Regions from separate parts of the Homo sapiens genome. Here regions 2, 3, 4, 5, 6 and 7 are each linked to region 1. Evidence: chromatin contacts called from ENCODE Hi-C or POLR2A ChIA-PET data. All regions are on one chromosome and are shown on one strand. Each heading gives the region's core, a stretch centred on a gene start or an enhancer-like site at or near the end of the contact. The rest is flanking DNA. Distances are from core to core; before and after follow the strand shown. Region 1 has its middle 180 kb from the start of INHBA. Region 2 holds the start of CDK13-DT (CDK13 divergent transcript). Region 3 overlaps COA1 (cytochrome c oxidase assembly factor 1). Region 4 overlaps COA1 (cytochrome c oxidase assembly factor 1). Region 5 holds the start of STK17A (serine/threonine kinase 17a). Region 6 overlaps SUGCT (succinyl-CoA:glutarate-CoA transferase). Region 7 overlaps SUGCT (succinyl-CoA:glutarate-CoA transferase).

Evidence for each region. A loop is a pair of places that touch in the nucleus more often than their neighbours do. ChIA-PET counts read pairs that join two places held with the same protein, here RNA polymerase II (POLR2A). Pooled maps may share reads with other maps.
Region 2: a loop to region 1 is called in a map of B cell, with 24 times the contacts of the local background. The contact joins the promoter of CDK13-DT here to the enhancer-like site in region 1. A Hi-C loop is called at or near these places in 1 of 168 maps with a recorded cell type or tissue (B cell), 7 of 37 single-sample maps with no recorded cell type and 11 of 50 pooled maps.
Region 3: a loop to region 1 is called in a pooled map, with 13 times the contacts of the local background. The contact joins two enhancer-like sites. A Hi-C loop is called at or near these places in 3 of 37 single-sample maps with no recorded cell type and 7 of 50 pooled maps.
Region 4: a map of naive thymus-derived CD4-positive, alpha-beta T cell shows a loop between it and region 1 (10-fold over the local background). The contact joins two enhancer-like sites. A Hi-C loop is called at or near these places in 1 of 168 maps with a recorded cell type or tissue (naive thymus-derived CD4-positive, alpha-beta T cell), 15 of 37 single-sample maps with no recorded cell type and 12 of 50 pooled maps. POLR2A ChIA-PET finds 5 or more read pairs at or near these places in 1 of 52 experiments (activated CD4-positive, alpha-beta T cell).
Region 5: a map of B cell shows a loop between it and region 1 (31-fold over the local background). The contact joins the promoter of STK17A here to the enhancer-like site in region 1. A Hi-C loop is called at or near these places in 1 of 168 maps with a recorded cell type or tissue (B cell), 9 of 37 single-sample maps with no recorded cell type and 10 of 50 pooled maps.
Region 6: a loop to region 1 is called in a pooled map, with 3 times the contacts of the local background. The contact joins two enhancer-like sites. A Hi-C loop is called at or near these places in 2 of 37 single-sample maps with no recorded cell type and 3 of 50 pooled maps.
Region 7: a loop to region 1 is called in a map with no recorded cell type, with 3 times the contacts of the local background. The contact joins two enhancer-like sites. A Hi-C loop is called at or near these places in 2 of 37 single-sample maps with no recorded cell type and 3 of 50 pooled maps.

The regions. Positions count from the first base shown.
Region 1 is chr7:41,879,349-41,883,571 of GRCh38, forward strand. No RefSeq gene overlaps it. Among named protein-coding and RNA genes, the nearest start is that of INHBA, 180 kb to the left of the region's middle. RefSeq lists an enhancer at 2,091-2,640. Within about 2 kb of position 2,388, at least 12 of the 41 ENCODE cell types and tissues checked have a DNase peak (open chromatin) inside an H3K27ac peak, as active enhancers do; they include B cell, where a contact is called at or near this core.
Region 2 is chr7:39,947,114-39,951,336 of GRCh38, forward strand. CDK13-DT (CDK13 divergent transcript) reads right to left here and starts at 2,306. Exons shown (of 1, transcript NR_158201.1): 1 at 408-2,306. CDK13 (cyclin dependent kinase 13) reads left to right here and starts at 3,143. Exons shown (of 14, transcript NM_003718.5): 1 at 3,143-4,223. The coding sequence starts at 3,529. RefSeq lists enhancers at 1,381-1,570, 1,592-2,511, 1,701-1,750, 2,011-2,140, 2,211-2,460 and 2 more and silencers at 2,701-2,930, 3,721-4,010, 4,081-4,140.
Region 3 is chr7:43,667,710-43,671,932 of GRCh38, forward strand. All of the region lies in intron 1 of COA1 (cytochrome c oxidase assembly factor 1), which reads right to left. Among named protein-coding and RNA genes, the nearest start is that of COA1, 60 kb to the right of the region's middle. RefSeq lists a silencer at 2,144-2,193. Within about 2 kb of position 2,187, at least 4 of the 41 ENCODE cell types and tissues checked have a DNase peak (open chromatin) inside an H3K27ac peak, as active enhancers do.
Region 4 is chr7:43,646,622-43,650,844 of GRCh38, forward strand. COA1 (cytochrome c oxidase assembly factor 1) reads right to left here. Exons shown (of 6, transcript NM_018224.4): 2 at 1,979-2,031; 3 at 914-1,013. The coding sequence starts at 1,993. Among named protein-coding and RNA genes, the nearest start is that of STK17A, 66 kb to the left of the region's middle. RefSeq lists enhancers at 189-1,050, 199-318, 1,349-1,643, 1,913-2,774, 3,417-3,506. Within about 2 kb of position 2,275, at least 40 of the 41 ENCODE cell types and tissues checked have a DNase peak (open chromatin) inside an H3K27ac peak, as active enhancers do.
Region 5 is chr7:43,580,283-43,584,505 of GRCh38, forward strand. It overlaps STK17A (serine/threonine kinase 17a), which reads left to right and starts at 2,826. Exons shown (of 7, transcript NM_004760.3): 1 at 2,826-3,167. The coding sequence starts at 2,962. RefSeq lists a silencer at 2,446-3,225 and enhancers at 3,626-3,675, 3,806-3,915.
Region 6 is chr7:40,231,752-40,235,974 of GRCh38, forward strand. All of the region lies in intron 6 of SUGCT (succinyl-CoA:glutarate-CoA transferase), which reads left to right. Among named protein-coding and RNA genes, the nearest start is that of SUGCT, 99 kb to the left of the region's middle. Within about 2 kb of position 2,445, at least 5 of the 41 ENCODE cell types and tissues checked have a DNase peak (open chromatin) inside an H3K27ac peak, as active enhancers do.
Region 7 is chr7:40,467,666-40,471,888 of GRCh38, forward strand. All of the region lies in intron 11 of SUGCT (succinyl-CoA:glutarate-CoA transferase), which reads left to right. Among named protein-coding and RNA genes, the nearest start is that of SUGCT-AS1, 77 kb to the right of the region's middle. Within about 2 kb of position 2,531, at least 4 of the 41 ENCODE cell types and tissues checked have a DNase peak (open chromatin) inside an H3K27ac peak, as active enhancers do.

The DNA of each region.
Region 1 (4,223 bases), core at 1,138-3,637:
TGCAGCTTCTGGGATTCAGGAGTGGAGCCGCATTTGTATCCCTCTCCAGCCAGAGAAACTGGTGGACTTTCACACTGGCCAGTTGGATATGTGGAAGAAGAAATAAAGTTCATAACTTTGGGGATGCAAAGGAAACTGTTTTCATGATTCCCCAAAAAGCTAATCACAGGAGAGCTCTGTGAAGTTGGCCAAGGGCATGCTTTGAGAATGATAGATTTAACGTTTGCTTTCTTTGGCCTGGACGTTTCCCAGAGTCTCCTTATATCTTTTCTTGATACATAATGTGCATTCTAAGGGAGGCAAGGGAGGACTGTAACTTGGCACAATCTTCCTTACATGTAAATCCCTAAACTGAAACGAAAGACTACGATACGCTGACACAGAGAAGATGATGGGAAGGGAAATAAAGAGGGGACAATCATCTATAAATTTTAATAAAACTCTGACTTAATTTAGTATAACAGTCTTGTGATTTAATAAAGCACATATTAAATAATGAAAAGGTGCTTGCTTGAAATGGCTTTCAGTAAATATTGTCAACAATAACTGGCCTTTTCTTTATTGTCATAAATGTCCCTGCCAATAATACTAGATATGTAATCAAAGAATATCTACAACTCCAGTTACTGCTCTGTTTTTCCACATGTGATTTGGACCCTTTAGTCACAAATATAAGATGAAGTCTATTTACAGACACCTTTCCTTTGGCAGACACTAATTAAGAATGAGAAAGATAATGAGAAAATTTTGATAAATGAAGAATGAAGGAGAAACAAATGGTTCTCTCCAGGGTATTCCCAGAGCTCTGGCCTTGAAAGATGGGGCAAAGCAGGAATGTCAGGAATTGCAGGCATGAGAATGGAGGTGGCTGGAGATATTCCATAACCAGACCAGACAGACACTGCAGAGCACCGTGTGACATAGACTGGGGAGAAACCAGAAGGTCGGGGGAAGGGAAAAGCAAAGTCCAGAGGCCTGGACAGAGTCCAGACCAACATCCTTCCTGCTGCAGAGCTTTAGGTGGTGGACCCACAGTGGGATGTCTCATGGATGCCTTTCACAACACGGATTTGGCACTCACTCTTTGTCAAGAAAGGGGCCAGGCACCAGGGGTATATGCCAGATTTCCCACTGATGGTTGAGCTCCAGGCCCTATAAGCCTACAAAGGCTGGCTCAAGGAGGCCAGCTGTGAACACTCATGGCCCTGCAGTCTACCCTATGCCAACTCTAATGCTGGCAGGTTTTCACCTCACCTGCATTATTTTCTGCCTTTGCTGTATTTTGAAAGACAAACAGAAGATTATCTAACAAATACTGAAGTAGTCATTGGGATTACAGGGATCCACATGGTCAAAGGAGGTGAGGGGCGAACAATGAAGCTGTGTGTCCCAGGAGCTGTCAGTGTGCACATGGCTGGTCTATAGCATGAGAAAGGTAGGAGGAGGGCAGTGGATGTCAGTTTATGAAGGATAAAGGTTGTCAAAGTATTCCAATTAGGGGGCCGTCACCTACTAGCCTTCTGCTTTAAGAAGACCAGCCTGGCCAGGCGTAATGGTTCATGCCTGTAATCCCAGCACTTTGGAAGGCCAAGGCAGGTGGATCACCTGAGGTCAGGAGTTTGAGACCAGCCTGGCCAACATGGTGAAACCCTGTCTCTACTAAAAATACAAAAAATTAGCGGGTGTGATGGTGGATGCCTGTAATCCCAGCTATCTGGAAAGCTGAGGCAGGAGAATCACTTGAACCTGGGAGGCAGATGTTGCAGTGAGCCGAGATAGAGCCACTGCACTCTAGCCTGGGCAACAAGAGTGAAACTCCGTCTCAATTTAGAAAAAAGAGAAGACCAGGCTGACTACAACCCCAGGGACAGTCAGTGGCTTACACAGATCTTCTGGAACCTGATGTTATACAATTTGAGGAGCCCTTCTTAAGCAAAAAAATTCAAAACCAAGAATATATAATTAGGTATAAAACTGAACAGTTATTTAGAATGAGAAGATAAACCTCAAAAAAAATAGAACTTTAGAATGATGATAAATACCACAACCATAGGTTAAAACATGAGAATTCCAATAAATCTCTTTTGCAGAATTCTCATCAAGGAGGAAAGGAAAATGTATGAGGCCTGTATAATTGTATACACAGCATGGCGTGCTATATTCCTGAAAGGAGACAACTTCTGTTTTGACTAGCTGTCATTGAAAACAAAGTCCTCTGCTTACGATTTTACATATCTGACTTTGGAAGAATTTTCCAGAGACCAGCTTCCTGCTTTGTATATTTCAAACTTTGCTTCTCCTTGATTCTGCATAAACGTCTGGTGTCAGATGCTGCAGGACAAATTCATATCACCAGATGACGTTTGACCCTCCACTTCCTGTCACGAGGCTGGGTGCGTCAGTGCAGGGGGCCGTAGGAGTATTCCTAGAAGCCGTTCCTACACCAGGATGACTAGTAATAACTTAACTGCATTCAGAAACAACTACCAACCACAAAAATATCCCCTACTGAACCCAAACTAAATATATTCGCAACTCAACTTCCTTTTAGCTGGGGCCCCAAAGTGCTGGTGACGACGCTGACACCCTAACAGTAGGTGCACAGAGGGGAAGTCGAAACAGAAAGGGGAAGCAGTCTTAACCAATTATGGCTAAATATAGCTCACTTTTAATACATTTTACAAAAATATATGACCATGTGAACACATTGCAAGGTCTTCCCCCAGCTCTTGTAAGGGACCGTGCAAGTGAGGCCCTGAGCTGAAGTTTATTAGTTTATTAGCTAACAGGTAGATCTTTCTCTGAGGACTCACAGATCTATCTGGTGGTCTGACTGCAGCTGAGGACCCCAATCTGGAGTAATAGTAAATAGCTGTAGAAGCCAAGGATCAGAGGCGAGGCAATGCCATTGTAGTGGAAGGGATACATTCGAATGGTAATTAGCAGGTGGAACCAAGATGATTACAGTTTGGAAGAGGACAGAGTTAAAAATGTGGCACCATCTAGTCTGGCACTTGCCCCTCTTAATTTATCCAAAACATTGAACAACACTTAATAACTTGTGCCAGGCATAGTGCTTGCTGCCAAGCAGAGGGGAGGGTGTGTGACCTGGGCTGTGAACTCATACTGGCCGGCTCGCTGTAGCGTCCCCTGCCAGCCTCAGCTCCAGAGGATGTCTGTTTCTCCTCTACTCAGTCAGCAAGGGATCTTTCTCTTTGTTCTTACGAATGAGGCCACCCATTAAGATGTGTCTAGATACTTTGGCTCCCAGGTCACACCCAACTATTGCCTCTTTTTGATCCAATATATACTTTTTCCGTAAACTGGTCAAAACCCATACTTACACAGAGATGGAAAGAGGAGTATAATTTCAAATTGCAAGGGGAAGCTGGATATAACTCAGTTTTTAAATCTCGAATGTATATATTTTTGGCCTGATTTCCCACTCTGAACCCCCAAATCAGTAAAATCACAAGGTGAATGCAAACAGGAAAGAGAAAGGAGAAAACATGTCTGCCAGCCCATAGATATGACCCTGGGGCCCTGGGGGAAAAGAGAAAGCAGGCACTTTCCCATCATTACGGCTGCACCACCGCAGTAATGATGCCCTGAGAACATGAAAGCCAGCAGTAGGGGAAACCCCACCAAACATTTGAGATCCGCAGTCTAGGGATTACTCCCCGCCAGGCACTCGATCTTTGCACAAATCTTACAGCTAACGTGCTCCTTTCACAGGAAGCCTTTACTGCTTCTCAAATAATCCCGAAAGGAGAGTTGCTGGATGTCCCATAATGAATAAAACTGCTGATAGGAATGGAAAAAGTTTATGAAGGATTTGTAAACCCAAAATACCATATGTGGAGTCAGAACGTTTTATTTATACCTTTGCCTGATACTTTGCCCGCGCATACAGGATTATGGAAGAAATATATGGCCGCCTGCTGGCCCAGAATTCTCTCAGGCCATCCCCACCGGCCTGCAGGGAGCGCCGCTGACCCTGGGCCAAACGTCCTGTAGCACAAAATTCCTTTCCAAGTTGAAAGGAAAAGTAATAGAGAGTAGAATTTAAAACAGCAAACATAGGCCCGTATATTTTGTTTCTGTTTCACTCTACAAATAAAAATAAACCTAAATGGCCTCTTTTGGCATAAGATTATAGGTTAAAAAATAAATCCACAGCATATTATATAATAAGATAAGAATAATTAAGACCAATATATTTC
Region 2 (4,223 bases), core at 1,056-3,555, 1.9 Mb before region 1:
TGTGGGCCTCTGAACTGCATAAAAGATGAGTCTGGGGCCTGGTGCAGTGGCTCACGCCTGTCATCCCAGCACTTTGGGAGGCCGAGGCGGGCGGATCACCTGAGGTCAGGAGTTTGAGACCAGCCTGCTCAACATGACAAAACCCCGTTTCTACTAAAAATACAAAAAAATTAGCTCGGCATGGTGGCGGGCAACTGTAATCCCAGCTACACGGGAGGCTGAGGCAGGAGAATCGCTTGAACCTGGGGGGCGGAGGTTGCAGTAAGCCAAGATTGCACCCCTGCACTCCAGCCTAGGCGACAAGAGCAAAACTCTGTCTCAAAAAAAACAAAAACAAAAACAAAACAAAACACGAACTCCCCACCCCCCCACACACAAGCAGTAATAAACAAAAATATAGTCGTAAATGGGAATTTCAAATCTCTTTAATATTCAGGCAAGCAGACAGGCTTATAGAAACAGACGGCTTCTAATTCAAAGGTCCTTCCCATTTTTTGGAGTTTGAATCCTATTAGTTATTAGTGTTTCCAACCACGTGGGCAGGTATCTTGAGCTCAAAATGTTCATTCAACCTCCCCCACCAAAGGTAGAATCTTTGAGGAAACGTGGGTGGTAGAACCACAGTAAAAATATTTTAGTACATGTTTTTTGTTTGCACCCTGGATTGGGAACTATCCATTTACTTTTTTTCCCTTCTTCTCCATTTAATACACTTACACATGGGAATTATCCATTTACTATGGATCAAGTTTTCTTTGAAAATATATGATAGAAGATGACATTCTCAAGTGGAACTGGTTGTACACGAGGGGAGCTGCAAGCTAAACCTCTTATTTGCTCTCTTTGTTCTGTTATTCCAGTCTATCTAACGTAGGACGATGGAACAAGTTGATCCTACATGTTTCTGAAAAAGCCACTTGCTAAACAGTCTTTGGTAGGAGGCTGGCTACAGGACCTTCACTCAACAATACTGTCAACCAGAAATTTGTTTTAGGAACCCTGCCCCCTATTTTTCTATTCAGTTTCCCAATGCCCATCCCATGGTGTTGCCCACCCAGGCCTGCCCTCCTGGGAAATGCTCTGACTTTAAGATTACCTATTCCTTTGCCTCCTCCTTTATCCTTCAGCAAACCAACATCCTTTGTACTCGGTCAGTGAAGTCTGATCTTAGCTTAAATCAGGCCAGTCTGTGATACTGTGATGTCAAACTGATTAAAATAATTTACACTAAGGTATTAACGATGGATAGATACCAAGTGTTTAAGAACTAAACCAACTGATGATCTGAACAAATGAATTTTCAAAGGGGTTACTACATTTAGTCATTGAACAGACGGCTTAGCTTTTTCTTTTATTAGAGGCAGGGCCTCGCCCTGCTGATTGGCCAGGCTGGGGTGCTGTGGCACGGTCATGGCTCACTCCAGCCTCGAACTCTTGAGCTCCAGAGATCCTCCTGCCTCAGCCTCCGGAGTAGCTGGGACTACAGGCGTGTGCCACTGCACAGGGTTAGCTTGCGTTTCCAACCATTCTAAAAGCCAATAAGCCATTTACATTTTAATCTAATTATCCCGAGTGCTTAGTCTGTAACTGAAGGGCAATTCTAAGGCAAGAAATGAGATGTGAGGTCACTATATGGCTATGTTTGGCAACCCCAAAGGTTTAGATATGAAGGTGAAAGTGGGTGAAGTACTAAGAGGGCAGTCCTCATTCGCACAAGATGTTTTTATTTCAAGCCTCCTGAGAATTTGGAATTTTCAGTAGTTCCTTTTAACATTCCACTTATTTCCTGTATTGATTTAAAGCTTTAAAAATTTTTATTTTAAAGTAAATAGTGTTACCGAAGCTTGAGCTGTGATTCCCAAGTGTGTTTTTTAGGATAAGAAGGGGCCTCGCGGAAGTTGCGGTGAGCCGAGATCGCACCATTGCACTCCAGCCTGGGCAACGAGAGCGAAACTCAGTCTCAAAAAAAAAAAAAAAAAAAATGGGGCCTCGAACTTTGGCGTACGTGAGACAAGTTAAACCAACGCCATCTCCACCCTGTTTTGCGGGGTGTTTTCTCTCCTTTCGCAGCTGTTCCACTCCCAGGGCTTGACTGAAGGTACACGGGGGGTAACTGCCTACTCCAGAAGGCCACCAACAGCATTATTTCCCTCGCAGTCTCCAGAAACACTTGTTCTCACTGTGACCTTTCGCTCAACAGGCAGGCAGTGCGGCGTCTGCAGAGCCGGAACCGGCACTGCGCGCTGGACGCAAGCAACAAGCACGACAGGCGCGCCACCACGGGCAGAGTCTCAAGCAACAGCAGTGGGCGGCACACGAATCCTCTCCTTTCTTTAACCCTTCTTCACACGGAGTCCCACCCTCGCCGGAAGCCGAGCGGTTTCTACATCATGCCACTTCCGGTGCGGCCTGCCGGCCCCTGGCGGGAGCGAGCACGCCAGTGCGCGGTAACTTTGTTCCCGCCTCTCTTGCCCCGGCCACCTCTCATCTTCGGCTTTCTCTGAGCGTGAATTGCGGGCGCGCTCCCGGTCGTACGTCAGGGCTGAGGGGAAAAGCCGAAAGAGCGAGGCGAGAAGGAGGGGTTGTGGAGGTTAGGGCCCAACCAGCAAGTCCCGTTGCTCTCCCTCCTCCTGACGAGGAGCGGAGAGGGAAGGGGAGGAGCGAGCCGGGGCAGGCCGCGCACACCAGGAGCCTCCTCGTGGAGGGGGGGAGCGGAGGAAAGGGGTAGCTCCGCCACCTCTGCTGGCGGCGGCGGCGGCGGCGAAAGAAGAAGAAAGTCAGGGCCCGTACCTACCGCCACAGACTCAGAAACGCCCCTGCCCCCATCTCCCCGGAAATAGCCCCCCGCCCAGCCCCGCACAGTCGCTGCCCCAACCGAGAGCCGCAGCCCGGTCGCCCCCGCCTCGCCCCGCCCCGCTGCCCAGCCCCGCGGGCCGCAGAGTGCGCGAGGCCCTAGGCCGGGAGTTGTTGTCAGGCCCAGGCCACTTCCGAGGCGCCTGCGGTGTGTCGCCGCCACCACAGGAGGACGACGTCGACGCCGAGGAGGAGGCGGTGGAGGCGTGTTGTTGTCTCGCCCACTCCCCTCCCCTGAACTTGCACCCAACGTCAGGGCGCGATGGAGTGAAGCGGCGACGAAGGTGGTACTTCCGCGTTGCGCTGCCCGAGCCGAGAGCGCGGCCAAGGCCGCTCCCCCACCCCCGGGGGCACTTGGAGGACTCGGGACTCCCCCGCAGGTCAGCGCCCGGCGCATCTGGTGTTTTCGCTGCCGAGGATAGGACGACGAGCGCAATCGGGAGCTCCGCCGCCCGGATTCCTGCTTCCCTGGGGCCCGGAGGCTGCTGCGTACCCCACTGTGACCTGGAACCCAGGGACCCGAGTCCCGACCCGGATTATCGTGGCGCTTTTCCCGGCCGGCTCTGGTGCTCGGTGTCCCTCCGCCGCCGCTCCCGTTTCCGGCGGGGGAGATGGCCAGGATCTGACCCGGGAGGAGGCCGCACCCGCGCCGCGCTCTGCGGCTGGCTCTAGGCGATGCCGAGCAGCTCGGACACGGCGCTGGGGGGAGGCGGGGGCCTGAGCTGGGCGGAGAAGAAGTTGGAGGAACGCCGCAAGCGGAGGCGATTCCTGTCCCCTCAGCAGCCGCCGCTGCTGTTGCCGCTCCTGCAGCCGCAGCTCCTGCAACCGCCGCCGCCCCCGCCGCCTCTGCTCTTCCTGGCTGCTCCCGGCACGGCCGCCGCCGCAGCCGCCGCCGCCGCGGCCTCCTCCTCTTGCTTCAGCCCGGGCCCCCCTCTGGAGGTCAAGCGGCTGGCGAGAGGCAAGAGGCGCGCAGGAGGGCGGCAGAAGCGGCGTCGCGGGCCCCGCGCCGGGCAGGAGGCGGAGAAGCGTCGGGTCTTCTCGCTGCCCCAGCCGCAGCAGGACGGCGGTGGCGGTGCTAGTAGCGGCGGGGGTGTGACCCCGCTGGTGGAATACGAGGATGTGAGCTCCCAGTCCGAGCAGGGGCTGCTGCTGGGGGGGGCCAGCGCGGCAACGGCGGCGACGGCTGCCGGGGGAACGGGGGGCAGCGGCGGGAGTCCGGCCTCCTCCTCCGGCACCCAGCGGCGCGGGGAGGGGTCGGAGCGCAGGCCCCGCCGGGACCGCCGCAGCAGCAGTGGCCGCAGCAAGGAGCGCCACCGCGAGCACCGGCGGCGGGATGGGCAGCGCGGTGGCAGCGAGGCCTCCAAGTCCCG
Region 3 (4,223 bases), core at 937-3,436, 1.8 Mb after region 1:
CAAAGAACTGACATGTTCACAAATATCAAGCAAAACAAGAGCTAATTAAATGGACTGGACTCAGAAAGTTAAAGCCACCTTTTTGACTTTCGCTTGCAATATTGCTGATCCTTGTTTTGTTTTTCAGAGTCCAGGAAACTTATTTTAACTATTTATGGCCTTTAATAATTGAATAAGGTATGCTCCTGTGAACAAAATTTGGAGCATGTTTCTTTTTCTCTGCCTGGTTCCTCCAGAATTTGGAAACTATCTGTGAGTACTCTTAACTTACAGCAATATAATTGTTTCCATCAGTGCAATAAGAATCCATTTTTCTTTGTCGACAGGACACAATTGGTAAAACTGGTTATTTTACCAAGGCTTTGACTGAAAGGGTGTGTTTCCCTTTAAGGAATCAAGCTTGACATGCAGAGCCAATAAAAGCCCCTTGGGGAGTACTGGCCTCATACCTTGTCTACACAGTCCATGAACAGAGATCTTAACCTGTCGTCAGTAAAGAATGTCACTTTCTAACAGGTCCAGCAGCTCCAAGTTTATCTTGGGACCTCAAGAGGAGATCACCCAACTCACAGGTATTTGAGGATACAAACCCATGTGGATGGCTGGGCTCAGCTTTAAAGGTCTTATCTGAGATTCCTGTGGAACAGAGTTCCATCAAAGCCAATCCAAAAGGCCTATGTAGAAATAACCACTCTTGCTGCACTTTATGCAAATAATCAGGCCAAGTATAAGACTAAAATTTATTCTACAAACAACACACACGGTCCTATCATAATTTGTTTTTACAAAAAATGAGGACTGGAGAGAGAAATTGTGCTCCAAAGCTTATCATACATTTGTCATTAAATCCTAGTCTAATTGTTTTTAAGCTTTTTGCCTACATTTTAGACTAACCCTGCTTATTCCTGTGAATCAAGTGGCGATCTCCTACAGCTTGGATGAAACAAAATGGGATGGATAACATAAAAATCTGGATCAATATGCTGGTTCTGGGCAATTATCCTGCAAATTCTGCCAGGTAATGAAAGTGAGTAGGGTGCCCATAACCCTGAGGTTTCTTTGTTTGGGAAATAAAACCAAGGAACTTCATAAATCCCCAAATATCTTGGCAAGTAAAATTTTAGATGAAAATTATCTACTATACCACACTTGTGGGAACTGCTATACTCACTCTACTATTTGCAATAGGGTTATACAGAGTAGCACCTTCTAACTGAAATATTGGACAGAGAACTTATGTCTTGTATTAATATTTGGACCCTGTATACTCAATACTATAACTTGAATTGTTTCCTCTCACCTAGAAGCAATCAAACTCCAAATAGTGCTGCAAACTAAACCACACAGGAACACACCTTTCTTCCAAGGACCCTTAGATCAACCCCAGGAGAAGCCCTAGCTGCTGTTCCCCATTCGATGCCCCTTCTCAGCAGGAAATAGCCAGAAAGAGTCATCACCCAAAACCCCTTAAGAGCAGTTATGGTGACATCTCCACATGGGGGGATGTTATAGGAGTTTATTAAGAAATTATTTTAGGCAGCTAGGAAAAGGGGTCCTTGGGGAAGTTTTCATTTCCTTTAAAGCGGCTCCAGAAACGTTTCTTGTCTAGCAAACCCCAGCTCTTAGAGCCGAGTCAGCAACCTTTGATATGCAAATACAGGCCATTAGAAACTGGGTCCACCCAAACATGGTGATTCCTGCCACCTTCTTCCCCTCGCCTCACAGGTGCCTGGCAACACGGCCGCCCCCACATATCCCCATATGTGTAGAGCATCATGGCACCCTGCATTTGCATATTAAAAAGCTAGGGTGGGAGGGCCAGTTTTTTCCGCGGGCTACGTGAGTGACATGCCTGGTCAAACCAATCCCCTGAGCGCTATGCAAATCAGGCACCACCTCCTCTAGCCTCCTCATATAAGCAGCCACTTTTCTGACGCACACAGGGTTTTCTCTTTGTTCGAATCGCCCCCTCCCTTTATCTTTGTACAGGGGAGCTGTTTTCTTCTTCCTTCCTTCTTTCTTGCCTATTAAACTTTTCACTCCTTAAAACCAAAAAAAAATTAAAAAAAAAAAACCATCACATCAAATAACTTTACCCTACCCAGGACTTGCCCAGGTTTCTGTTCTTGGGTTAAAATTTAAAATATTGGTTCACTCCCTGACGGAAACAGATGAGAGAGGTGCTCAGTGACTCATTATGGACAGAATGAGGGCTGAAATTACTTGAGTGAGGAAGGAAAGGAAAGCGGGGCCCTGGCTGAGGTTAAGTACCAAATAGAAATCTGGGCTGAAGCAGGGAGACTTAGCTTGAGATTCTAGATAAAAAAAGAAGTGTAACCTAGAGTAACACAAATATAAAGGATTCCACTCTTATTTCCAAACTATTGTAACAGCTCTGAATAACATGGATATTTTAAAGGTTTATGCATATATTAATGGATGTGTATAAAACATTCAGGCCAGGCACAGTGGTTCACGCCTGTAATCCCAGCACTTTGGGAGGCCGAGGCAGAAGGATCACTTGAGATCAGGAGTTCAAGACCAGCCTGGCCAACATGGTGAAACATGATCTCTACTAAAAATACAGAAAAAAATTAACTGGGTGTGGTGGTGGGTACCTGTAGTCCCAGCTATTTGGGAGACTAAGGCAGAAGAATCACCTGAACCTGGGAGGCAGAGGCTGCAGTGAGCCGAGACTGCACCACTGCACTACAGCCTGAGCAACAGGGTGAGACTTGGTCTAAAAAAAAAAAAATTTTCATCATAAACTCAGTCCCCAAAAGTAATTAATCTATTTATTCATTCATCACATACCCACTAAACACGTACTATATCTAGATGGGAGAGACTGGCAAAGACAGACCTTGACCTGAAGAAGTGTTTAGCCTAGTCGGGTAGATTACACATGCATATAAAAATATTAACTATAGACATGGCAGGAAGAGCTAAATGCACTAAAAGAGACATAGAGGGCTATGTGAAGAAAACAATGTAATGCCCACAAACATATACTTTTATCCTTCTCTAATTAATGTTCCCAAGTGTTTTATATTCTTCACATATCTTTTCATTCTCCACTAAAATGTAATCTGCAAGGTCAAGGGAGTCTCTCTCTTGTTTACTGCCATAACTCTGCAAGCTAAGGTAGTGCCTGGCTCACAGGATGTGTTTCATAATCATTTCTCCAATAAATTATCAGTAAATTTATTAAAATTAAAACTGCCATTTAAAAACATCTGATGAGAGTTCAGAAGTAAACCCTTTTATCCAAGGTCATTTGATTTTCAACAGGAGTACCAAGACAATAAAATAGAGAAAGAATGAATAGTCTTTTCAACATATGATGCTGAGACAACTGGATATCCACATGCAAAATAATAAATGAAGTTGGAACCCTTCCTAACACCATACACAAAAATCAACTGAAAATGAATCACAGACCTACATGTAAGCACTAAATTCTAAAACTCCTAGAAGAAACATGAGAATAAGTCTTCATTAGCTTGGATTAGACAATCGTTCCTTGATATAACACCAAAAGCACAAGTGACAAAAAACAAATAGATAAATTGGACTTTAACAACATTAAAAATACTTGTGACACCATGAAGAAAGTGAAAACAACCCACAGAAACGGAAAAAAAAAAAGCAAATCATATATTTGGCAATGGACTTGTATCTAGAATACATATAAAGAACTATTGTTAACTCAATAATTAAAAGACAACCCAATTAAAAATGAACAAAGAATCCCATTTATAATGGCCACGAAAAAATAAAGAAGGTATCTAGGAATATATCTAATGAAGGAGGTTAAAGTCTCTACAAGGAGAACTACAAAACATACTGCTCAAAGAAATCAGAGATGACACAAACAAATGGAAAAACACTCCATGCTCATGGCTGCAGGCCATGAGATAAATATTTTTCTACAACGAGAAAAAATATTTGCAAACTACGTGATATGGTTTGGCTGTGTCTCCACCCAAAACCTCATCTTGGACTGTAATACACATGTGTCAAGGGCAAGACCAGGTGGAGGTAATCAGATCACAGGGCAGTTTCCCCCATGCTGTTCTCGTGATAGTGAGTCTCATGAGATCTGGTGGTTTTATAAGCGTCTGCCATTTCCACTGCTTGCACTCATTCTCTCTCCTGCTGCCCTGTGAAGAAGTGCCTTCTGCCATGATTCTAAGTTTCCTGAGGCCTCCCAAGCCACGTGG
Region 4 (4,223 bases), core at 1,025-3,524, 1.8 Mb after region 1:
ACCCAAAAGTGCACCCATCCCTCTCATGTCCTGCCCCTGTCCCTTTGGCAGAGGGAAGAGGAGGCCAAATTATTCAGTCTGAATCATTCCTGGGAACGCTCATCTCAGGCCCCCTCCAGACTCTGCAACTCCACCAACTCTGCAGGATGGTGCAGAAAGGCTGGAGAGGACACTGGAGCCTGTCTGCTTGTCTGCTGGTGACACTCACATCCTGGGAAGAAGTGAAAATGTTGCAGAGTGGATGACGAGCCAAGCTGGGTGGGGATAAAGGAGCCTAAAAAAAGCCAGTCTAGAAAAAACTGCTGCCGCTTTGCCACCAGTAGCATTAAAATGACCTTAAATGTCCTGGCTGCTGACAGTAATTGTGGCCTGTCTTTACAAATTCAAATTTGAGTGCAGTGGGGCTGGAAGCGGCATCTGTCGGGATTTTGCCATCGTGGTCTCTGCTTTTATTTTCTGCCCCTGCCAGAGTTCCTTGCTCATGGTCCCTCCTCCATTAAATCAACAGCAGAGAATGAAAGTGCAAAAAAAGTCTGACAATGCTGGACGCACAGCCACAGCTTTCCCCACCTGTGAACCATCTGGTATTCCCCTTCCCTCTGTCCCTTCTTTATATAATCTCAGAATCTTGATGGAGCCCCTGTGTGTGCACTGGACTGAAAGCCCATCGTGCTTTGCTGGGCTTCTTATGCATATTAGTCCTGGTCCTTTTATTTGTACTCGTTGCTCCTGGAAAAACTGAGATTACAGGATACAGAGGAAGCTATAGCCAACGAAATGGTGGACTAGCCTTTAAAATCACCCTCTCCTCCTTTCTCTAATCTAAACAAAGCATCTCAAGTATTTCCTCTGATGGAGGAGCAGGAGCAGGCTAGGAGGAGGTCAGGCCGCAGGCGGCTAGCAGGATACTTACTTTGAATGAGGTAATACACAATGGCAAAGCCCCCGGCATAGAACACACCGTGGAAAAGGATCCTTGCTCCCAGAGGCATTGACCGCCTGCTTCCTGCATACTTAAAAACAAAAGATACAAATTTATTGTAGGATTCCCAGTTTTGTGCCAAGGGGATTTGCCCGGCTTGGACCCCTAAAGGAAAGAAGCATTAAGGAAGCCAGAAAGGAGGCCAGACCGCCCTCCCTCATTTGCTTCCTTTCCAAATGCCAGGGTTGGTTCTGAAGCCAAACTGAGTGCCCTCCTGAGGGTGCCCTCTCGAGAGTGGCCCATGTCCAGGACCCATGCTGTGGGGGCCCTGCCACCCCCAGCCAGCCCAGCACAGAGCGAGCATTCAGCCCACCATCCTGACAGACACAGCCCAGACTGTGTGCCAAGCCCCGCATGGCCAGGAAGCACAACCACTTTGTCTCAGGCCAACTGGTAAACAGGAAGCTTATCCTTTGTGGCAATGGCTGGTCCTGTAAGCCTGCGAATGGGCTGGAGCTGTCACTGGCTCCTTTCATATTTTGAAAAATGCACCACCCTTGGGATGAGGAAACTCTGGTTATGACTCAGGCTGAATGAACAGATGGAGGGATGCCAGCTCGGTAAATACAGCATACCATCCATCCACTCTTATAATATGTAAGAGTATCAAAATGAGTGTAAAGTTAATTACAGTAATGTGATCTGGGAAAAGTCATTTAGTTCTCATAATGAAAACGGTCAGAGCATCTCTGAAGAATGTATTAGTCAGATCTTGCTTAATTTGAAGAGAGCTCAACAGGGTGAGGCAGCCAGACTGGGTTATGGAGAGGTTCCCAGAGTGTTACAGCTTCCAACGCCAGCATGAGACACGAGAGAAAGACAGAGTGGGAAACAATGCAGAAAATGCCCATCCCTCCTGTGAAGTTAAAGCACAAGTGAACCCTAAAGACCAGGAGAAGCCCATAACTATTCAGGGAGTGACTTTCTTCTATTGTCTAACTCGAGAATACCCTGGCAGGTTCTAGTGGGGAACTTGGCCCTGGAACATTCCATTACCTTTTGCCACATCATAGCACAACTCTCTTGAAAATCATCAAAGGCAAGTTGTCCTGCAATTAGAAAAGATTTTACATTAAAATCATATTTTTAAAGCCCAGTTCTCTCTAGTCTCATACAGCCAAGATTTATTACCAACCCAAGCTTTAGAACACGAACAAGAAGTTAAAATTAAACTCTAAAACAAGCCTTGTCTGTGAAAGGCCCTGGTTTTTCCCCCTTCTGCTGCCAAATTAGGAAGAAAAAACAAAGCCTGCGGGTTTCCTGTCTGTGTCCTATGTAGTTTTTGTTACAGCAACCAAAGAACCGGTGTGCACAAGGGAGAACCGCAGACAGCAAGTGCTTTGACCACAGCACAAACACAGGGCCAATCAACAGGAGGCTGGACCTGCAGAAGCAAGATGCTAGCAATAAAAGCTGTACGTGACAGAGTGAAAACAGCACTTCAGAGTTAAAAAGAAACAATAGTACAGTAAACTTATACATGGACTTTAACAATATTGATAATACCTAATACTTCTGTCTCTGACTATTATGTGTCTTGTACTATTCTAAGCACTTTATATAATTCATTTAATTCTCACAACCCTTTGAAGTAGGAACTATTATCATCACGCTCATTTTGCAGATGAGTAAACTGAGGCACAGAAAGGTTAAGTAACATGCCCAAAGGTGCACTAATAAGTGAATAAGTGGTAGAACTGGGATTCAAATTCATGCAGTCTGGCTCCAGCATCTGCTCTTTCAACCACTGTGGTACACGAGCTTTAAGATATCTAATTAAAGCAATATTGAAATGTGAAAACAAACAGTGTCTCTGAGCTAAAATATATTCTTACTGTTCAGTGTAAAAGTCCTTGGCAGGCATGCCTTTCCTGCTATTTTTCCAGACAAGGTGGATACATATTTGTACCTTCATTCCTTCTTTTGTTTAGCAAACGGTTACTGAGGGTCTGATCTGGTCAGACAGTAAGAATATAAAAACAGTATCAAGATATAAGGAATTTTCCTTGGTCCTGAGGGGAATACAGACAATTAAACAAATAATTATAACATAGATCTATCACATGCAACTGCACGGCTATGCACTGCACAACCCTTGTAGGGCACCATGCACATTAGAGAAATCAAAGATTTGTATCTTTATTAAGACAGTTTGCCAACAGTTGGAAGTACTATAAAGTATCTTGAAGAAGGGATGGGGATGGTTGTCTTTTTCTAATTTGCACAAAGGTGCCTTTGGGCTAGCAGCAGCCTGGTTAGTGCAACCAGACATATGCACCAAGAGAGGAAGTAACACTCAGGAAGTGGTCAACCTTGCTGCAGGGCATCAGCGGAGGTTTCACAGAGGAAGTTTACCTTGAGAAGAGAAAGGTGAAAAGAGCAGAACAGCTTCAAATCCAGGAAATGACAAACAAAGGCAGAGTGAGCAGAAACAAGAACTGCTGAAGTGTAAAGCGCAGGAGAGAAGCCACAGGAAGCATGTCCAGAAATGGAGGGGTGAGAGCATAGTGGGTGATTACTGCTAAGAAAGACCCTCGACCCTGAGCTGTCGGACTCTGCAGATGAGGGGCTACAGAAAAATCTCTCTGGGACAGGGGTGGGCAGATGGGGGAGAGAAGGCAATGCAGCAGGACTGCCAGAGGACACCAAAGCCCAGAGCTAAGACCAAGGTAGCAAGTGTGCCGCAAAAGGGTGGTTTCTTAAAATACTTAGGATGGGTCTTATTTATTTACTTATTTTTATACTTGCTCATTCCAAAAAGGATGATGGAGCTAACAAAGATACATACTTTAGAAGAAAAGAAAATAGGTAAGGAAATGAAGATAAATGAAAAATAATATTCAGAAAAGAAATAAGGCTGAAATAAAGTTAGAGCACAATAGGACATACTGTCATTCACTAGGCATTTCCTCAAGGTGCCACATATTTGACACGGCTTCCTATCTGCTCAATAGACAGGGAAGCTTGAGGAGCTACAAGGTCCAGAGTGTCCGTGGGGAAAGGCAAACCTGCCGCTGAGTTGGAAGACAACAGCTGCTAACACACGAAGCCTCAGAAAGCCCTCGCCAGGACTCAGAGATTCTCTCGAGTGACTCGTGTGGCAAACATCCTGTATTAAAAACAAGATAACAAAAATAAAAAGTTCCCAACTTCCAAATGACTATGTTTTATAACATCCAACTCTGAAAGCCACATTCATACTCCCCCACCACCAAAAAAAAAAAAAAACAGAAGAATTATT
Region 5 (4,223 bases), core at 1,576-4,075, 1.7 Mb after region 1:
CCTATACAATCCTAGGACTTTAGAACACTTTACTTTCATTTACTCTATCTCACTTTTTGTGCTGCTATTGTGTATATTTTAATTCTACATATATTTAAACTTCACATGACGTTATTTTTATTGTTTTATATAAATTGTGTTTATTTATATCTATCCATATATATATATGTATTTATATCTATCCATATATAAAAGGATTGATTGCTCTTCATTCCTTTAGATGTCTCCATGATTTCATTTGGGATTATATTCCATCTGCCTGAAAAACTCCTTTTGGAATTTCCTTTAATGTAAATCAGCTGATGATCTTAGTGTTTCTTGGTTATAAAACTGGCTGTATTTTATTTTCAATTTTGAAGATCATTTTTACTGGGTATATAATATAGGTTGATAGGTAATTTCTCCTAGCGCTTTGAAAACATTTGAAGGTGTTTAGGCTTCCATTGGTTCTTTGAGAATAAGCTTTTAATTTTATTGTTGCTCATTTGCAGATTATATCTCTGTTTTCTTTGCTGATTTTAAACCTTTTCTTTTTGATTTTGTTTCTCAGTAGTTTACAATGTGCCTAGACATGGTTTTCTTTGCTTGAAATCCTGCTCTATGTTCATAATGTTTCTTGACTCTGAGAATTGTTGTTCATTAGTTTTAAAAAATTTCCAGCCGTTATCTTTTCAAATACTGCTTCTTTTCCTTTTTTCTCTCACCTCTCTTCCTGATATTCCAATTACGTGTGTGTTAGAATGTTTTACCACATATCACATGTGTCATAGTCTCCTTTCTGAGACCTTATCTCTTTTATAGAAAGTTCTTTCATATCTCTTGTATGTCATTTTTCATATTTTGTTTTGCTTATTAGCTTCACTAATTCTTGCTTAAGTTGTATCTCATCTGTTATTAAGCCCATAATTCTGTAGTAGTTTTAGTTAGTGTGTTTTTTTCTCCAATTCCAAAATTCCATTGTATTCTTCTTTGGAGTTTCCAGTTCTCTGCTGAAAACTCTTTATCTTGCAATTTAATTTCTTGAAGATATTTAACAGAATTATTTTAAAATCTGTCTTTAAACTTTAATATCTGGATCTTCTGTGTGTTTATTTCTGTTTTCTTTTTCCCTTAGTTTTTAAGACAATTCTGTGTCCTTTGTTTAAATTAAGTTTCAGACATGGTGTATAAAATATTATATGGGTAATGTGTTGCTCTGAATGATGCTTTTTTTCCCCAGAGAGAATATTTACTGTTGCCATTTGAAGCTGGTTTTCAGCCCTTGGGTCTATTTCCCGTTCATCCACACCCCTAGGGTATAGCTCTTCGGAGTCCCAGCTGAAAGCCTAGTTGCTTACCAGCCCCTCATCATAAATAGGTCCTAAACTCCAATTTTTTTTTTGTCTCCCCAACCCCATGAGATGACTGAAAGCTCTGCTTACTTTCTCACTCTTTCAGCCATGGCTTTAAAATCATCAAATACCTCATGGGAAAAGTGGTGGCTTTCTGAGCTGCCTATCTTTCCAGGATTTCAGTCATCCAAGTCCTTGCTGGGAGAGGAAATTTTTAACTTTTGTCAACTTTTCTATTTTTTCTTAGTGAGAATATTGAACACAAATAAACTAGTATATCAGTGCCAGAAGCAAAACTCCACTGAGACAGTCTGAGTAGAGCAGTGGTGTGATTTGGTTTCGATTTTTAAAAGATCACTCTCATTGCCTTGAAAATGAACTATGCGACATTAGGGAGAAAGAAGGATGGAAGCAGGTGGTCCAGTTAGTAAACTATCACAATAATCCAGGTAAGAGATAACGATGGCTCAGGCCATGGTGGTAAGGTGGAAATAGAGAGAAGTGATCAAACGCCGCATCTAGTTTGAAGGAAAAGACAAGAGGGTTTACTGACAAACTGGAGATGAGCATGAGAGAGGAATCAATGCTCATCCCAAGATTTTTGGCCTGAACAGCTAGAAGGAAGGAGATGAAGAAAACTGAGACGGGGAAAGCTGGGTAGGAGTGCATTCATGAAGACCAATCAGCAACTTACTTTTGTGTATGTTAAGTCTGAGATGCTAATTTGACATGTAAGTGGAGATGCCAAATGCATAGTCAAATACACCAGTCTGAAGTTCAGGGAATATTTGGAAGCTAGAGATACAAATTCTGTAGTCATGAGCATATAGATGGTAATTAAAGTCGTAAGACCGGATGAGAGGACCTCGAAAGTAAATATAGAGACGACTACAGACAATATAATAGTGTCTATTTCATAGGGCCGGTGTGCAGGGTTAATAATATTTATACAACTCTGCCTCCAGACCCCTCTCCCAGTGTACGGAGATCAGGATCTCATCACCCCTCCCCACCACGTGAAGTCCTGCTTACAGCTCAAATGCCTTTTATTAACCGAAGTGCCTCCAGACCCCTCCCCTCCTCACCACGTGAAGTCCCGCTTACAGCTCAAATGCCTTTTATTAACCGAAGGTCAGCTTTTGTGACTCTCAGACGCTCAACAGGTGCGCAACTCTGCTAACGCAGTAGGCTGTCCTGGCCAAAGGGTGGTGCTGTGAGTCGCCTCCAGCCTCCGGGCCGTCCCGAAAGCTGCACCTTCTCCCCCTGAGCTGCAGAGGGCGCGCGTGAGGCATCGGGCGCTCAGGACCCCGCGGGAGCTCAGCGAGGGGGCGGGCGGCCACGGAGTGAGGCCGGGGCGGGGTCGGGCGCGGGGCGGACGTGGGGAGGGGTTGGCCGGGGCCAGAAGCAGGGTGCAGGGCAGGCGCGGGGCGGTCACGGGGGCGGGGCCGGTCGCGGGGCGCGGGGCGGGCCCGAGCTACCGGTAGTCTGCCTGCCGCAGTCCGAGCGCCGCGCTGGGGAGAGCGGGTGTTTGAAGGCTCCGCGGACCGGCACTAGGAGCCGGGGGCGGGTCCGTGACCCTCCGGCTGCTCGGAGTGAACAGGCGGCCAGGAAAGAAGCGGGCCTGAACACCATGATCCCTTTGGAGAAGCCAGGCAGCGGCGGCTCCTCCCCAGGCGCCACCTCAGGCTCGGGCCGGGCAGGCCGGGGTCTGAGCGGGCCGTGCCGGCCGCCGCCGCCGCCCCAGGCCCGCGGGCTGCTGACAGAGATACGCGCCGTGGTGCGCACCGAGCCCTTCCAGGACGGCTACAGCCTGTGCCCGGGCCGGGAGCTGGGCAGGTGAGGACGGGCGGGGCCCGGCGCGGAACCTTCCCGGACGCGCGGGGCGGGACGTGGGCGCCGATAAGTGCCGGCGCCGCGGCGGCGAGGCTGAAGTGGCGTTGCTGCTGCCGATAACGCGCGTTGTGACTTGGCACAAACTTGGGTGCCGACGGCAAGTAGGGCAGCCGAGTCGCACCAGCGCCCCCTCCACGCGCCGCGCCCAGCAAGCGAGTGGTGGTAACTCGATGGCGGTCCCGGAGGCGCGGACACTTTCCTCAGCCCTTTCGTTCTCTGTGGCGTTTCGAATGGCTATTTAACGAGAGAAGGTGCGGGCCGCGCTCTGCCTTTCACCCCGAGCAGCGGGTCTGAAAACCAGAGGTCTGTGGAGCCGACTTTGCATTTTTCCTTCAACTCTTGCGACTTTCTTGGTCTGCCTGTGTGGTTTTAATAAAATACAGCATCCGTTGTGACCGCTTCCTTTGCACCGGCGCTCTGTTACCTTGTGTCGGTCTTCTGCTGAATTCATTTTCGTTTTCTTGGTTGGTTTTCTGCCGTTTTAGTTCTAAAGCATTTAGGTCCCTTTGCTTCGAGTTTAGATTGGTTTCTTTCGTGGGCGCTTGGCCCTTTTCTCGCTTTTTACTTTGCTGGGAACCGATTCTTGCCTTCTCCCCCCACCCCACGCTAGCCCACCCTTTTTTTGTGGGAGTAGAGAGAGCTTACAACTTGGTCTGTAAAGTTGCAGGTGCAGGCTGTTCGGATGCTTTACATTTTGTATGCTGAAGAGGGGTGATCGAGTGATTTTTGTGGGGTTTGGCGACTCTTCCTTGAGAACAGTTTGAAGAAGTTGTTAAATACTCTGGCTTTGGGGGCAGACCTGAGTTCATATTCGTGCCCTTCTTGCTGTGTTTGCCTTTGGAGGGGTTAGACTCTCCAGCCTCACTTTCCTCATCCGTAAAATCGTATAATGATGACAGTACCTACCTCAGAGGTGGCCTGAAGATGCCATGCTTGTCAAGCGCATACCACTGGGCTTGCCACATGGCGTTCAGTAAATGTTCGCATTATTGCCAGCAT
Region 6 (4,223 bases), core at 1,195-3,694, 1.6 Mb before region 1:
AAGCCCTTAAAAAGCTTTAGGCAGGAAAGTAGTGTACTGATTTACCTTTTCAAAAGGTCACTGTATGGTTGAGCGTGGTGGCTTATGCCTGTAATCCTATTACTTTGGGAAGCTGAGGTGGGAGGATTGCTTGAGCCCAGGAGTTGAAGACTAGTCTGGACAACAAAGCAACACCACATCTCTACAAACAATTTTAAAAATTAGCTGGATGTGGTGGTGCATGCCTGTGGTCACAGTTACTTGGGAGGCTGAGGCAGGTGGATTGCTTCAACCCAGGAGTTTGAGGCTTCAGTGAGCTAAGATCACACCACTACCCTCCAGCCTGGGTAATAGAACAAGATCCTGTCTCAATCAATCAATCAGTCAATCACTGTGATCACAAGAGTCAAAAATGAGGTAGGGAGAGCAGAAACAGGTGGCTAATGGAATAGTCTAGATGAGAGATACTTTATTTTGTTCTCTTTTTTCCTTTTATTATCAAGTGAAAGCCTCATCCTGAGTCTCTTGGTTGCTTGGAAGCCTCAAAGCTGTCCTTGAACAGATCCCTGTCGGGAGAGTTGTTTTGATAATTGAGGTTCTCCAGGCCTAGAGCAGTGATGACCTACTGAAGGTCGTTAACCTGACTCTTAACCCAGGGCAACAGGGGTTAATGAGTGGGGTTCTAAGAGTATGAGCATGTATTCAATTACTTTCTTCTGAGGAGAGTTCATAGCTTCTTACCAGTTTGTCAAAGGGACCTGTGACCTCCAAAAGTATAACCATTAACAAGACAGTGTGTTGAGCACTGATGGGAGAGAGGGAAAACACAAAGTCAGACATAATTAAGAAGAAAAATGGGGTAGGCAGGCCAGATCATATGGCACTCAGGGAAAATATTAAGAGATAATAAATCTTTTCCCCTTAGCTTCCTCCCTGTACGTTTTTACCAACGTCTAGAAATTCACGTTTTGCTTTCAGTGTCCATAAATGCCACAAGATGGCGAGGTTGCTCCTTAAAATGAATGTGAATTACCAAGTGGAAGAGAGGGAGAAAGAGAAAGAAAATGTGTGTTGGGTATTCCTCTCTGATTTTCCATAACTTCCCTGATTTTTCTTAGCTCTTTACTTGAATATAAAGTAGAATCGATATGCATACATTTTTCCTCTTTAATTTAGATTTTAATCATAGTTGTTTTTGGAATTGTAAAGCTAAAAATAAAATTTAAAGGAACTATCTGGATCCCAGGCTTAACATTTTTTCTACCTCTTCATTAAATTATTAATGAATAATTTCATTCTGCACATCACCAACAGAGTAATCTTAGTAAAATACCATTTTGATGTTCATTCTCTGCTTTAAAATTTTATTTATTTATTCTCATAAAATTTATTCATAGTACTGGTAGTCAGTATTTAAATAGTTACAAGTATAAGGTGAAAATGTGGAATAATTTTTGACTCCTATTATGGAATATATATGTTTATTATTATTATTATTATTATTTTTGAGATGGAGTCTTGCCCTGTCGCCCAGGCTGGAGTGCAATGGCACGATCTCAGCTCACTGCAAGCTCTGCCTCCCGGGTTCAAGCAATTCTCCTGCCTCAGCCTCCCAAGTAGCTGGGATTACAGGCATGCGCCACCATGCCTGGCTAATTTTTTGTATCTTTAGTAGAGACAGGGTTACACCATGTTGGACAGGCTTGTCTTGAGCTCCTGACCTAGTGATCCACCCACCCCGGCCTCCCAAAGTGCTGGGATTACAGGCGAGAGCCACGTTTATTATTATTATTGTCAGCTTCTTCGCTATTATGAACAAGTGCAAGATTCCACGTACAAAATATCTTAATTTTTATGGTTTATTAAACAACATAATTTAAATGCTTAGATGTCTATTGTCATCATTTGACATACCTCAGGGTAGTTTTCTTTTTGTTATTCTCAACATTTTGTAGAAAAGGTAAGCTAATATATTATTTATACATTGATTAATGCATCTTTAGTAATTATGTATATTTAGCTCTTGATATAAAATTCATTTTGCTTGTGTTATCTAATCAAATTAAATCCTCATAAGAAATCTATGAGATAAATGTGAATATTGCCATTTTACAGATGAAGACATTGAGGCTTAGGAAGATTGAATGAATTGTCAAAGATTTAATAGTTGGCAGAACTATAATTTGAATCCAGATTTTTTTTAATCCTAAAACTCCCCTTTTTCCCTATACTTTACTGCTTCCAATGAGAGCAACTATTCCTTTTCTCTTTAATAGAAATACTTAGAAGTTGTAATTTAAAGTAATTAGGATATTTGTGTCTCTCCCTTGTTCTAAGCTGAACAAAAAGAGAATTTTTCCTGCAGGCCTTTATTTAGAAGAGTCCTTTTAGAGTTGCACTGATGGTGAGGGACCTGGGTTTGTCCCATTTGAGGGATTTGGGCTCCTGGCCAGAAGCACCTGATTTTCCGAACCTAGAGTTAACTGAAACTTAATTTCTTTTGTTGACTTCCTGCTGAGATAACAGGTGGTTCACAGTGCACAGGCCTTCCTGCCGATGGTGGCAGCTTCTTTCTGTTCCTGGAGACTTGTTTTGTGCTGGGGACTACCAGTGGTTTGAAAACCATTGCTTTGAAGGCTGGAATCCCGGGCCAGGGTGCCCTCTACAGCAGCACACTACCTGCCCTGGAACTCATTCTCTAAAACTTGGCGTTATTTCTGCACAGAGAATGTTGGCTTATAGTTTATTTCTCTTTATTTGCTTCATATCCCATTTTTGTTCTTCTAAAGACTGAGAAAGTAATAGTTAAGAATTTATACATTTTGTTATTGATATTGGGAGATAAAACTGTAATTTACCTGAATCAAGACGTTTGGGTTTTTCAGTATGGTTTTATGTGGCCGGGCGTGGTAGCTCATGCCCAATCTCAGCACTTCGGGAGACTGAGGCTGGTGGATCACTTGAGCTCAGAAGTTCAAAACCAGCCTGGGCAACATAGTGAAATCCCATCCCTACCCAAAATGCAAAAATTAGCTGGGTGTAGTGGTGTGTGCCTGTAGTCCCAGCTACTGGGGAGGCTGAGGGGGGAGAATTGCTGGAACACAGTCAGTCGAGGTTGCGGTGAGCCCCGACGGTGCCACTGCGCTCCGGTCTGGGTGACAGAGTGAGACCCAGTTTCAAAAAAAAGAAAAAAGAAAAAAAAAAGAAAAAGATAATGGTTTTATTTTTTCTTCATGTAACAGTTCTAATTGAAAGATAGGCATAGTGGAAATAAAATTGACCATGAATAATTATTGAAGTTGACCGATGGGTTTATTATATATTCTATCTATTTTTATTTGAAATTTTCCAAGATAAAACATAAGCAGAGACATGTTTTAACACCTTTTTTTAATCATCAATAATTATAATCTTGAATTATTTTAATTCCTTCATATTAAGTGATAATTTTATCTGTGGAGTTTGTTTTACATACTCTTATTTGTGACAAAGATCATTTCTGGTGGCGAATGCATCTGGGTAGATTAATTGGTGATTATCACTCACTTTTGTGGTTTTATTTATTTACTTTTTATAGATTGTTTTTGAAAAAAATTTTTGTTATTTTTATTTTTTGAGACAGACTCTCACTCTATTGCCCAGGCTGGAGTGCAGTGGCATGAACTTGGCTCACTGCAACCTCCACCTCCTGGGTTCAAGCGATTCTCCTGTCTTAGCCTCCCAAGTAGCTGGACTACGGGCATGCACCACCACGCCTGGCTAATTTTTGTAATTTCAGTAGAGACGGGGTTTCACCATGTTGGCCAGGCTGGTTTCAAACTCCTGACCTCAAGTGATCTGCCTGCATTGATCTCTCAAAGTGCTGGGATTATAGGCGTGAGCCACCGCATCCAGCCAAAAAATTATTTTTATATAAAATATTTTTGCACTCATTCATTCCTTCAATAAATGTTATTGAACACTGTTCTAGAGGCTGGGGATACAGCAGTGAACCAAACAGAAAAACATTCTGGAGTATACACTTTAGTAGGGAGGAGACAAAATAAATCTAACAAATAATGGTATTGTGTTTCTATTGTGATAAGTGCTGTGGCAACATATATAATGAGGGTGCTCTTTTACAAAAGGTTGAGGGAGAGTCTTCCAGGTGGCTGGAGAAACAAGGCTTGCAGGCAACCCTTTCATGGCCTTCCTAAAGCAGCATATGCAGGGAATATCAGCAAGTAGCTGATGTGTATGGAAAG
Region 7 (4,223 bases), core at 1,281-3,780, 1.4 Mb before region 1:
GATTTTTTTTTCTGCCAAACTGTAATTCTTATAAGACTCAACTTTCACAATTTGTGTTTACAAAGTTATTTTTAACTGCCAATCAGACATCCTAATAAGGATGACGTAACTAGTATTATAGTAGTAATTTACTTCTACCAAAAGCAAAGCATGACATTTTCATTAGCCTGCATGGCCTTTTTGTAGGTGGATAAATAATTTGTTCAACTTTTTGAAAAAATAAAAATAGCTCATAGGACTTAGGAATACATTTTACTTTGTACTAATTTCCTAATTAAGACTATTAATAGTACTCATTTTCTTTTTTTTTTTTTTTTTAACTAAAAGAGTACCTTAATAGCCCCTATTCTATTCCCTTTCAAGAGACACTTGTTCTGCGTTGTGGGTAATGAACTTGGAATTTGTGAACACTCCACTTGAGTTATTTCTTGCACTTGTGTCTGTACTTTCATAAAGAATGAAACACTTTTTGCGTGTTCCTTAATTGCTACCCTGTGTTAATAGCCTCCACGAAAAGCTTCAGCCCATATCTTTAAGCACTTTAGTAAAATACACCCATGACTTCTCCTGTGCCATTTTTATGTGTACGTTTTTCACTGTTTTATTTGGTATCTCTAGCCTTCCTGAAAACTGTTTGACTTTTCAGTTAAGTAATATCTGTAATTTCCTTATTTTTTATTTTCTCATGTTTAATTTCTAACATCTGTGTCACCTTCCTTGGCCTTTCCCCCTTTCCTAAATCCTCAATTTTATTCCTCCCTCCTTCCTTTTTTGGCCTACCCCATCTTTCTGCCCCTACTCTGCTTTTCACACTTTGAACTGTTTTAAAATTAAACAATAAATGGGTATTATGTAGTACAGTCTTAATTGGATTTCACTTATTTGCATGAAGGCTTTATTGAGCACAAGTTTTCTTAGAGAACAGGGAGGATTTTTATCAGTGGTTACCTATGTAATACAGTTTAGAAGGCATGGAAGGAAACTTTATTCCATGAAAGATAATTCTTCCTTACACATAGTTTGCTGATTTCAGAGGTTTTACCATTAAAGATTTTGTGGGGGAGTGGGGGTGGGTTAAAAGTCTGTATACTCTTAAGTTTCAAACAGCGCAGGGAGGGTTAAAGCTTGAACTCTGATTCCTTAGTGTAAATACATTTTCCCAGATCTTTGCCTCAGTTTAGATTTTAATGTGGAGAAAACAGAGGAATCTTCCAAACACTGGCTGCCTAAGGTAAGTGAAGAGGGACAAAATGAGAAGCTGAGAGCAGTTAGGAGCCCCAGAGATGAAGATCCCCTTCCTGACACATTTGCCAAGGGCTGAGAGGTTATGGAAGTGTCTTTTAAATCCGATGAATTCCACCTTTCCCTCAACCTGGCAACCATCCACTCTCCCATATCTACATGTTTTTAATATACATAGAGAAACTTATTGTTTTCACCCTCTGAAACTTTTTGAGTTGGTTTAATATTCTTTTTTCCATATGATCACATTTTAAAATCTCTTCTGCCAACTTTTTTTTCTGACTTCTATTAATGTCTTATGAGGCTGCATTTCATAAGCTTTATATGTATCCTCAACCTACATATTTAGTTTATTGTAACCTCCTCCCAACCCCTCATAATTCTTTGAATCATATCATGGCATTCACTGTAGAGGGGCTAATTTGGATAAATGGATCTGATGTTTGGTGAGGGTCACATTTGTTTTCTTATGCATTCCTTGGCAGTGCTGCCATTATCAGCTAATAGATGGTCCCTTGTAAAATGTCTATATTTTATGTGGTACATTTTCTGAATGTTGGTTATTTGGAGATAGATTTAAGTGGCTGTGTTTTGTTACTATAAAATCAGCCCGGAGGGTAAAAGAAAGAAAGAAACACAGCTCTGGAAAGCATCCCTTTGGCTTAGAGAATGCAAAGGGAACCACTGCAACTCCAGGCAATCTCCTCGTGACCAGGGCTTTTTCCACCCTGTTAGGAGAATTCTTTGTGACTGAGAATCAAATGATGTCTAAAGACTTAAAAGTGAGTCAGTATGGAATGGAATGTCATCTCAGTTTTTTTTTTCCAAGAGGGCTATAAACCATTCCACACTACCTTTTAGGAGGAAGAATTAGGTGGTGGTTGTGGGATATTTATATGTTTGTATACGGAGGGGATGATGGTGATGGGAGGGAGTCCAGTAAACTCTATTTCCCTGGATAAAACATTTAATACCCTCGTTTCTCCTTTGGAACTTAATGTGTATTTTTAGATTTATAGAATGTTAGAGTCCTAAACACTTGGGGAGCTGGATAGAAGTTTGGATATCATCAAATTTAACCCCTTCCTAAATGTGAGAACTTAGAATTAATAGTATCACGGGCCAAAGATCCCTTGAAACGTGGTGGAAGACTCCACAAGTCAATGCTAAAGGCCTTCTTTTTTGGGAGGGGGAAGGTACAGCTCTCCAGACTTTTCTGGCTGACCTTATTTCGCTCTTGACTTTGGAAATGGATGGAGAATCTGGAGTTTGACTCAGTCAAATCTGGTTTGCTCCTCGGACTCCCTGACTCATCCCTGTCCTGCCCAATTTCCTGCTTGCCTTTGGGTCAGACTGAGTTCTGCTCTGTACTTTGCCCACTTGGGTTCTATTCTTATCTCCTCTTAGCTTTGGCTCTCCAGCATGGACTTTGCTTGAGTCTTTGATCTTGCATCAACTGATGTTTCTAGTAAGGGCCGACACCACCTCTCTCCCAGTGCTGACAGATGACATCCCTGCTGAGTCCCGATTTCCACCAGCTGTTTAGCGTTCTGGATCATTCCCTGTTGACCAGCTGCTTCTGGCCATCCTCACCTGGACAATCTGCAGTAGTTTTGGCATGTTGCTCACTGCTTCCATTGGCTGACGGTACCTACCTTAGTTCTAGTTTGTCATGTTTTCCCCAGTTCACACAGCTCATTGATGAGGCTCAGATTGCTATCTTCTGATTATCAATGTCTTTTCCATAGCACTCACGGAATAATTGCTTATTCTCCTTTTCTCTAACTACACATTTTATGTTTACAATATTCCTGGCTAGGAAAAGAAACTAAGTGAACAGTCTCTCTCTCTCTCTCTCTCTCTCTCTCTCTCTGTCTTTCTCTCTCTGTCACACATACACAGAATCATATGTACACAACTTAAATCTCTAAATTTATAAATTTACATTTTCCTTTTTAAATGATTTTTCTTTCCTCTATTGTGAATTGTTTTTCTTTTCTCATTTGCTAACTTTGGAAAGAGAAAAAATCCAGACATTGGAATGTCTGAGTTTATTTAAGTCTCAGTACTCTGTTCAATTTAATGAACGGAAACAAAAAAGGAACATCAAAATGCTGGCCTGGATCTTTGTGGCTCCAGGATTGGCCCTTTTTGGTGGCCATTGATAGATAATGTATTTGAAAAATAGGAGTAATTGTTGGTTTCAACTTACTTTTTAAACACATCAAAATATACAAATATATTCTAAAACACAGAAATTTGGAATTATGAGAAAGTGAGAGAAATTGTGAAAAACATAATTGTATATAATTTAACATTCTGTTATCTAAAATAGAGGATAAAATGGGTCTCTGAATGCACACTAACAAGCACAGGTTGTTTACTTAAATGGTTACATTTCTTAGACTAAAAAAAGTACTAAAATACTAAATATAAAATTAAAATAATAATATTTAAAATAAAAATTTTAAACTGTATATAAGTTATAGAGTTAAGCATCTGACCAAATATGAAATCAATGTACTTGCCTATATAATTCAAAATGTAATGAAGAAGAGATTATATGCATGGTTAACAGCAGCAATGAAATACAACATATCTAGGGATAACAGTAACAAGATGTGTATGGGGCTTACATACAAAAAACCTATACAACTTTCTTGGCTAGGAAGACTAAATATTATAGTGAAGATGTAAAATTTTCTCATATTAACTTTCACAAAATTCAAAACACCATTTCAAGAGGATTATCTTCAGAATTTAACAAATTCTAAAGTTTATCTTCAAGTATACATGAAATTGTTTTTTAAGTACTGGAGATAACAATCCCTGCTATATGGTAGAACAATTCTAATGTTAAAGCAACATAAATAAATTGAAAATATAAGGTGGGAAATATATTTCCAAGAATAACTGCAGATAATAGTAGTTATTTTACAAAGAGACTATTAAAATAGGTCAGTAAAAAATTATAACAACCT